Regions from separate parts of the Homo sapiens genome. Here region 1 is linked to region 2. A link is an interaction called in ENCODE POLR2A ChIA-PET data of the cell type or tissue named here. Cell type or tissue: K562. All regions are shown on one strand. Region 1 has its middle 11 kb from the start of NEDD4L. Region 2 overlaps NEDD4L (NEDD4 like E3 ubiquitin protein ligase).

Evidence for each region. ChIA-PET counts read pairs that join two places held together with the same protein. Peaks named below come from ENCODE experiments on the same cell type or tissue, not always from the same donor. Only the 100,000 strongest peaks of a DNase experiment are listed, where the experiment ranks them.
Region 1: POLR2A ChIA-PET joins it to region 2 with 5 read pairs; 5 of 35 experiments call an interaction of 5 or more read pairs at or near these places.

The regions. Positions count from the first base shown.
Region 1 is chr18:58,031,417-58,035,416 of GRCh38, reverse strand. No RefSeq gene overlaps it. Among named protein-coding and RNA genes, the nearest start is that of NEDD4L, 11 kb to the left of the region's middle. In K562, no CTCF peak of the experiment used is centred here; no DNase peak of the experiment used is centred here.
Region 2 is chr18:58,086,271-58,090,270 of GRCh38, reverse strand. All of the region lies in intron 1 of NEDD4L (NEDD4 like E3 ubiquitin protein ligase), which reads right to left. Among named protein-coding and RNA genes, the nearest start is that of NEDD4L, 44 kb to the right of the region's middle. RefSeq lists an enhancer at 1,505-2,180 and a silencer at 2,080-2,374. In K562, no CTCF peak of the experiment used is centred here; a DNase peak (open chromatin) is centred at 2,060.

The sequences.
Region 1 (4,000 bases), 55 kb after region 2:
CACCATGCCTGGCTAATTGTTGTATTTTTAGTAGAGATGGGTTTTGACCATGTTGGCCAGGCTGGCCTCCAACTCCTGACATCAAGTGATCCACCCGCCTCGGCCTCCCAAAGTGCTGGGATTACAGGTATTAGCCACAGTGCCTGGCCTAAAATTTGTTTTTTTTTGTTCTTCTTATTATTATTTTTATCATACCTTTACATTCTACTTCATCCCCATTAACACATGTACTGAACTTTAAAATCAAACATCAAGTTCCTGTTTCCTAGAAATTGGGAAAAGCATTAATTGGTTGATATGGCTGGCCCCTGTAACATATTACCACACATTTGGTGGCATAAAAGAGCAGAATTTTTTTCTTTTGCACATCCGGAGCCCAGAAGGTCAAAATTAATGTCACCAGGCCAAGGTACAAGGCCCTCTCTGAGGGGGAGAATCAGTGTCCTTGCCTTCTAGAGCTGGATTCCTTGTATTCCCTGGCTAACAGCCCCTCCCTGCACCTTAAAGCTGGTACCATCTTCAGAGCCCTCTCTCTGCTGAGGTCATGATACCACCTTCTTTCTTCTGTCTACAGTCAAATCTCTTTCTGCCTCCCTCTAATAAGGACACGTGATTATATTTGGAATCCACCCACATAATCTAGGATACCCTCTCACCTCAAGATCTTTAATTACATATACAAACTCTCTTTTGCCACATAATAACATTCACAGGTTCCAAGGATGAAGACCTGGATATCTTTGGAGGCCATTATTCAACCAATTACAAGAAGTGTGATGGCAAATTTTAGTCTATACTTTTCTAGATGCCACAGAAATGCTCAATTATTTGAGTTCAATTTTTGCAAGATAAGGGAAATGATTTGGGTTTTTTTCTACTTTCTTTGCATTTTTATTTTCCAAAAAGCAAAATAAATGATGTCCTTCAACTCTAGGGTAGGCATTCTAAAACATCGGCTTTAATAAACAATGTTGACAAGTTTAGTGATTATTTATTTTTAAAATAACAATGTCTTTAGTAGTCTGAAAAATCTCTACGTAATTTAAAAAGTGACCAATGTGTCTTCTCATTTTAGAACTCTTTTAGTACTCCACTAATGAAATTTCAAAGCATGCTTCTAGATGATTTTCTCTACATTTATGGTTTGTTTAAAAGCAGGAAGACCCAGAAAAAGTTATTAAATGACTCAACTAGCAATTCCAAAGATGTCTCCAACAATGTTGAATTTGCTTTCTGCTGTGTGTGTCAGGGGTGGGTGGGGGTGCATATTGGAAAAGAGAAAGGGGATTCACATAGTGGAAATTCTCTTTAATGATCAGTAGCGCCTTCACAATTTATGAGTTTGCAGTTGAGATAACAAAACCAACTCCTTCAGCTAATAGTGGCAAACAAACATCCTATGTTTTTCCTTACAATTTTTCCAGCGCTCATCCCCCAATGCAACCCCCATCATGCTCACTGTCCGCCCTCCACTCCTACCCCTTTTGGAATAATAATCTTCTAGTTCTATGAACTATTCTTTCAGTATCACCGACTATGTCAAAATTTGATCCCAACAGAGATTATTCCTCCATAGACTCTAGATTCTGTTCACCGATGTCTCTTGAACATATTCCTGGGGAGTGCTCCCATCTTATCACGGTGGTACTATGGCTGGAGCTGAGCCACTTCTCTGCCTTTTCAAGAAGGGCAAAACTTAAGAGAACAGGATTAAAATACAGGAGATTAAAAAAAGCCAAAGGTTTGACAACATACTTAGTTGGCAAATTCACGGGGGAAACAAGACATATCACTGGTGAGAATGCAAAGCAACCCCTGTGAGGAGACATTTGTCTGTGTCTAGCAAATTACACTGGTATTTCCTCATTAATCCAGCAATCCCACGTCTAAGACTATCTGCACTGGCAAAATATGAAGTGACATGTGCATTTGAAATATCAAAAGACTGGAAACAATCCTAAATGCCCACCAATAAAGAAGTAGTTGAATCAATTATTGGTATAGCCAGCCAGTGAAGCGCTGTGTAACTCCATGAGGACGCTCCCTCTACACTGATGTGGAGTAATCTTGAGGGTATATCAAGTTAAATAATAATTTTTAAAAAGCAAAGTGCAGAACCATGTTTATCCTGGGCTACCATTTGTATACAAGTGGAAAAGCATGGCTGAGTCTAGAAGTACAGCTGATATCATCAGGGCTCTATCTCTCAGCTCTGTGTGTTTCTGCTTGGCTTCATTCTGCAGTCTGGTTCTTTCCATGTAGTAAATAAGGAGACTGCTTGCATCCCAAGCTACACCCCCTCCCTGAAAAAAAAACATAAACAAAACCTAGTTTTTGTCAATTACACCTTAATAAAGCTGGGGGTGCTGGGAAGAACTGCTTCCTCCCAAACTATTCTACCAAACAAGGAAGGTGTAGACTGGGTCACTGTCCCACCCCTGTGCATGGGGGAGAAGAGAACAGGGAAGAGTAGCTGACAGCCCCACAGGGACCATATAGCATGAGGAAAGAAAAGGTCTCCAGATAAAATGAGGGCACTGAACACACAAGGGCAACAGATGCCCAGTCCAGGATGAGACCTCTGAGAATGAGACAATAGGAAGAGATTATTGCATTTGTCCAGACATCACATTTCTACATAAAATATGTAAGATATTAGGCACCATGAGCCTCCTTATCTCAGGGTATCAGATGGAAAAGCTGTCAACGTTTCTTAATCCTTCATATCCAATGACTCATAGCAATATATTGAATTAATTTAGGGGCTGCATTATAATTTCTTTTGGGTTTTCCAGTGTACCTACTAGATTTTTAAGGGAATCTGAAGTCCATCCTCAGGAAACAAAGCAGGAGTTTTAGAAAGTGAATTCTGAACTGTGAAGGTGCAATAAAAACATCAGGACTCACGCCTGTACTAGGACAAAAAGCTTTCAGTGTTGTTTCATGCCCAGAGAGCTCAGCCTTTGCTTCCCCGAGCATGGTTGCCTCTGGAATTCCCTGGGGCCAGCTGTAATGAAGATCTGCCAGGAAGCAGCGAGTATTGCTTATTGGAAGGAGAGAAATGGCCTTAGAAGCATTTTGGGAGAGGCAGAGATGCTTCCATTGGCCTTGTCCACCCAGGCCACCTGCTCAATCTTAGAATTTTCGAAGATGGGCAAAAGCATCCAAATGAAAGCAAATTTCTGGGCACCGAAAGGCTGTGATGGCTAAGAAAGTCTGATTTTTCTGGAGGGTCCCACCTGTTTCAGTATGAAAACTTCTTCTTTTTTTAAAAAAAAAAAAGAGAGAGAGACAGGGTCTCACTATGTTGCTCAAGCTGGTCTTGAACTCCTGGCCTCAAATGATCCTCTGGCCTTGGCCTCCCGAAGCACTGGGATTACAGGTATGAGCCATCATGCCCAGCCAATATGAAGGCTTCTATAATAATACATTCTCCCTGCCTGTTTCAGCATGAAGACTTCTAAGACCAACTACTGTTATAAATTGTTACAAATATAATACCTCCTCCTCTCTTTCCCTTTATCCTAAAACCAGACATCTTTGGATCATGGCTAGAGACATCTTCTGTCTCCCACGGTTGAAACTGAGCCTGGGGAAATGGCCTTGTTACCTTTTCATAGATCATTCCAGGAAGCCCTGCTAGCTAATGGCCTCTTATTCTGTATGGTCCCCAAGATCTGCTAATCGAAGCCTCAACTCCAATTAGTATGCAACAAACAAAACTCCTATTTTTTGTTTGCTTGTTTTTTGAGACGGAGTCACCCTCTGTCACCCAGGCTGGAGTACAGTGGCGCCATCTTGGCTCACTGGAACCTCCTCCTCCTGAGTTCAAGAGATTCTCCTGCCTCAGCCTCCTGAGTAGCTGGGACTACAGGTGCATGCCACCATGTCTGGCTAATTTTTTTGTGTTTTAGTAGAGATGGGGTCTCACAATGTTGCCCAGGCTGGTCTCGAACTCCTGAGCTCAAGTGATCCACCTGCCTCAGCCTCAAAAAGTGGT
Region 2 (4,000 bases):
AAACTAGTCACATGTAGTTTCAACAAATCCATTCCCAAAGCAGTAAGCAAGACCGTAACACCAAAAGGAAGAATGAAGGTGAGGCTAACTAAGAACCACAGATAAAGCCCACCCTCTAAGAAAAGGAAGTTTGGGCTGGGCATGGTGGCTTATGCCGGTAATCCCAGCACTTTGGGAGGACGAGGTGAGCAGATCACGAGGTCAGGAGTTCGAGACCAGCCTGACCAACATGGTGAAACCCCGTCTCTACTAAAATTACAAAAATTAGCCGGGCGTGGTGGCACATACCTGTAATCCCAGCTACTCAGGAGGCTGAGGCAGGAGAGTCACTTGAGCTTGGGAGATGGAGGTTGCAGTGAGCTGAGATAGTGCCACTGCACTCCAGCCTGGGAAACAGAGTAAGACTCTGTCTCAAAAAAAAAAAAAAAAGGAAAAGGAAGTTTGGACACAGACACAGAATAAAGACCCCGTGAAGACACAGGGAGAAGATGACTGTCTGGGAGCCTCAGAGAAACCAACCCTCATGACGCCTTGATCTTAGGCTTCTGGCCTGTAGAACTGCCAGGAAAGAATATCTGCTTAGTTTAAGCCACAGCCCTAGCTGATGAACCCTTGCTCTCAATGGATGTAGCTCTCCCATTCACCTTTCACTTTTCTGAGATGCATTTAAAACCATTTGAATCCAAAGGTTCAAGTGTTATTTTAAACCACTCACCACCCCATCCCATTCAGTGCCTATCAACCACTTCCAAAAGCTTCCTCTGAAATCAGTAACTCACATTAGTTATACGTGCCCCAGCCAATTCTTTCTATGGAAAGATAGAATTATGAAATACGGCCAGGCATCGTGGTTCACGCCTGTAATCCCAGCTCTTTGGAAGTCTGAGGCAGGTGGATCACCTGAGGTCAGGAGTTCAAGACCAGGCTGGCCAATATGGTGAAAGCCCATCTCTACTAAAAATACAAAAGATTAGTCAGGCATGGTGGCATGCACCTGTAATCCCACCTACTCGGGAGGCTGAGGCAGGAGAATCGCTTGAACCCAGGAGGCAAAGGTTGCACTGAACTGAGATTGTGCCACTGTACTCCAGCCTGGGTGACAGAGCAAGACTCCATCTCAAAAAAAAAAAAAAAAAAAAAAAAATTATGAAATAAAACTTGAATGGGTAGAAACGTGGTACATATGAATTAGGTTTTCTCTGAGGCCAATTCTTCCACATTATGGAGCAAAAGCTAAGGTATTTTCTTACGACCAGGTTGGAAGCTGTAGGCGAGTGGGGACCTTATCTATCTGTCCAGTGCCATATCTGGGGCACATGGAATGCTGTCTGGCCAGCAAGTGGAATTCAATAAATATTTGTTGAGTTCAAGAACACCTGGCTTTTTTTCCCACAAGTAAACTGGAACATCTCATAGCAAAATATCAAATAAAGGAGAATATAAATACGCCAGTCAGTAACATAACTGCCACACTTGAACGACAAATTTCACTCTCAGCTTCCTCATAGCCAGGGCAACAATGGAAACCAAGCTTCTATTTATACTGATTTATGATGCAAAAAAAAAGTTCTCTAAATATTTACAAAATGGACATTGGGTAATAAAACCATGTCCCCAGCTGCATTTATACAAAAATGCAATAATGAAGTTTATATGTTCCTTTCACGAAAGTAAAATCTACTAATAAAAGCAGAGGGCATATACATAATACTAAACTTCAACCCAATTAGATCTATTACTATGAGAGGCTTTGTATATAGAGGCCCAAGGGTAACAAAATAGCAATCCCAACTTAACATAAGAATAAGACACTGGATGGACTACTTGTCTTTCTAAGGCAAGCCATTCTCACAAGTTTTACAACACACTGGTATGCCACAATCAAGTCTGAGGTGTATCTGAATTTCTTACCAATTATGTTATCAAACCTCCATGATAGCCCCCAATAATTCTTGCCTCCTGGACTCACCCTCATGTAGTCACCTCTCACAATGAATAATGCTGACGTGTAACCCACAGGATATTGCAGAAATGACAGAGTGTTACTTCTGGGATTATGTGATAAAATGACACTGCAGCTTTCCCCTGGTCTCCTGAATCATGTGTCCTGAGGGAAGTCAGCTGCCCTGTAGTGAAGGCATTCACGCACCCCTCAGAGAAGTCCACCTGGCAAGAAAAGCAGGCTTCCTGCCAGCAACGGCACCAACTTGCCAGGTATGTGAGTGAGGCAACTTGGAAGCAGGTGCTTCAGTCCCACCCAAGCCCTAGCGGGCATAATGACTGCAGCCTCAGGAAACCCTGAGACATACTGACACAGCGGAGACACTCTGGGATCCCTGACCCCCAGGAAGTGTGTATGGCAGTAAATGTTCATTTTTGTTTGGTTTGTTTGTTTTGAGATGGAGTTTCACTCTTGCTGTCCAGGCTGGAGTGCAATGGTGCGATCTCAGCTCACCGTAACCTCCGCCTCCCAGGTTCAAGAGATTCTCCTGCCTCAGCCTCCCGAGTAGCTGGGATTACAGGCATGCACCACCACACCCAGCTAATTTTGTATTTTTAGTAGAGATGGGGTTTCTCCATGTTGGTCAGGATGGTCTCAAACTCCCAACCTCAGGTGATCCGCCCGCCTCGGCCTCTCAAAGTGCTGGGATTACAGGCATGAGCCACTGTGCCTGGCCAGTAATGTTCCTTGTTTTCAGCCACTAAGCTTTGAGGCAATCTGTACTGCGGCAACACATAACAAAAACTAACAGATTCTGGTAACTGGAATTGGTATGCTTGCTAAAAAGAAAAAAAGAAAAATTCCTAAAATGTGTGAGTGACTTTGGAACGTGGCAATGGGCAGGAACTGGAAAGACTGTAAAAAGAGAGTTCGAAAACCCCTGAAGAGCCCTGGAAAAGCTAGAACCTGGAGGGCCTTTCAGGAGACTGTGGATGATGGTGTAGAGAGGAAAATGTTACTGGAAACTGGAAAAGGAGATCTTTGTTATTTCCTGATGGAAAGTTTAGCAACGCCATTGCCTGCTACAATGTGGGAGATGGAAAATGTACCTAAGGAGATGGCTGAATGTAGCTAAGGCAATTTCCAGAGTGTTGAAGGTCCCACCTATAAAATCCTTTGTTAAGAAGTCAGGAAAAAATCCAAGGCAATGGCTCAGAGAACAATTCTGGCAAACCAAAGGCCCTAAGAAGTAAGGGTGTTGTCCTTCAGCAGTCTCCACAGAAGTCTAATGTTTAAAAAGTGAACTCCAGTGAGATTCACAGGACATCCACAATGCTTTTAAAAGAATTACACCAGCAGAACCTCATCAGGTTGGACTCTTGGATTGAAAGGCACAGAAACAGTACAAAATGATTACTGGCAGGATACAGAGTGAGAAATCTATTCAGATGGAAACAGGTTAACTTTCACTGAAAAGAAAGAATGAATGTGTGACACAATGAATGCTTATTGTTTTCATATGCTAAATTTGGAGGCAATTTGTTACACAACATTAGATAACTATCATATTAATAATATACTTTTCCCCCAAAACATAATCATTTCAAGATTATTCCTCTAATTCCCTTGGATTCAAAAATACTTTTTTGAATAGAAAATAGTGAAGAAAGTCAAGTAAGGCAACTTACAGCCTTGTTTGTACTTAAAATGTATCGGGCATGTTACCGTCTGTCCTGTGTGGAAATATCAGAACAACAAAAAGGCTAAAAATGAGAGACTTGAAAGTTTTTCCCTAATATTTTTGGAAAGTAAAGGTTTGTCTTCCTACATGAGTAATACATTCAAATAGTTCAAAATAAATATATGAGAATGTACATCATAAAAACATCCCTCTCACCCTGCTCCTCAACCTGCCAGTCTCTCCCATCCCCTGCCACACCCACATCCAGAGCCCCCACCCTGCAGGGAACCACTACTGCTAGTTTCTTAGGAATTCTTCCCAAGTTTCTTATGGATCTACAAGCAAATATGAAAATCTCGTCTTATTTTCTCCCTTCT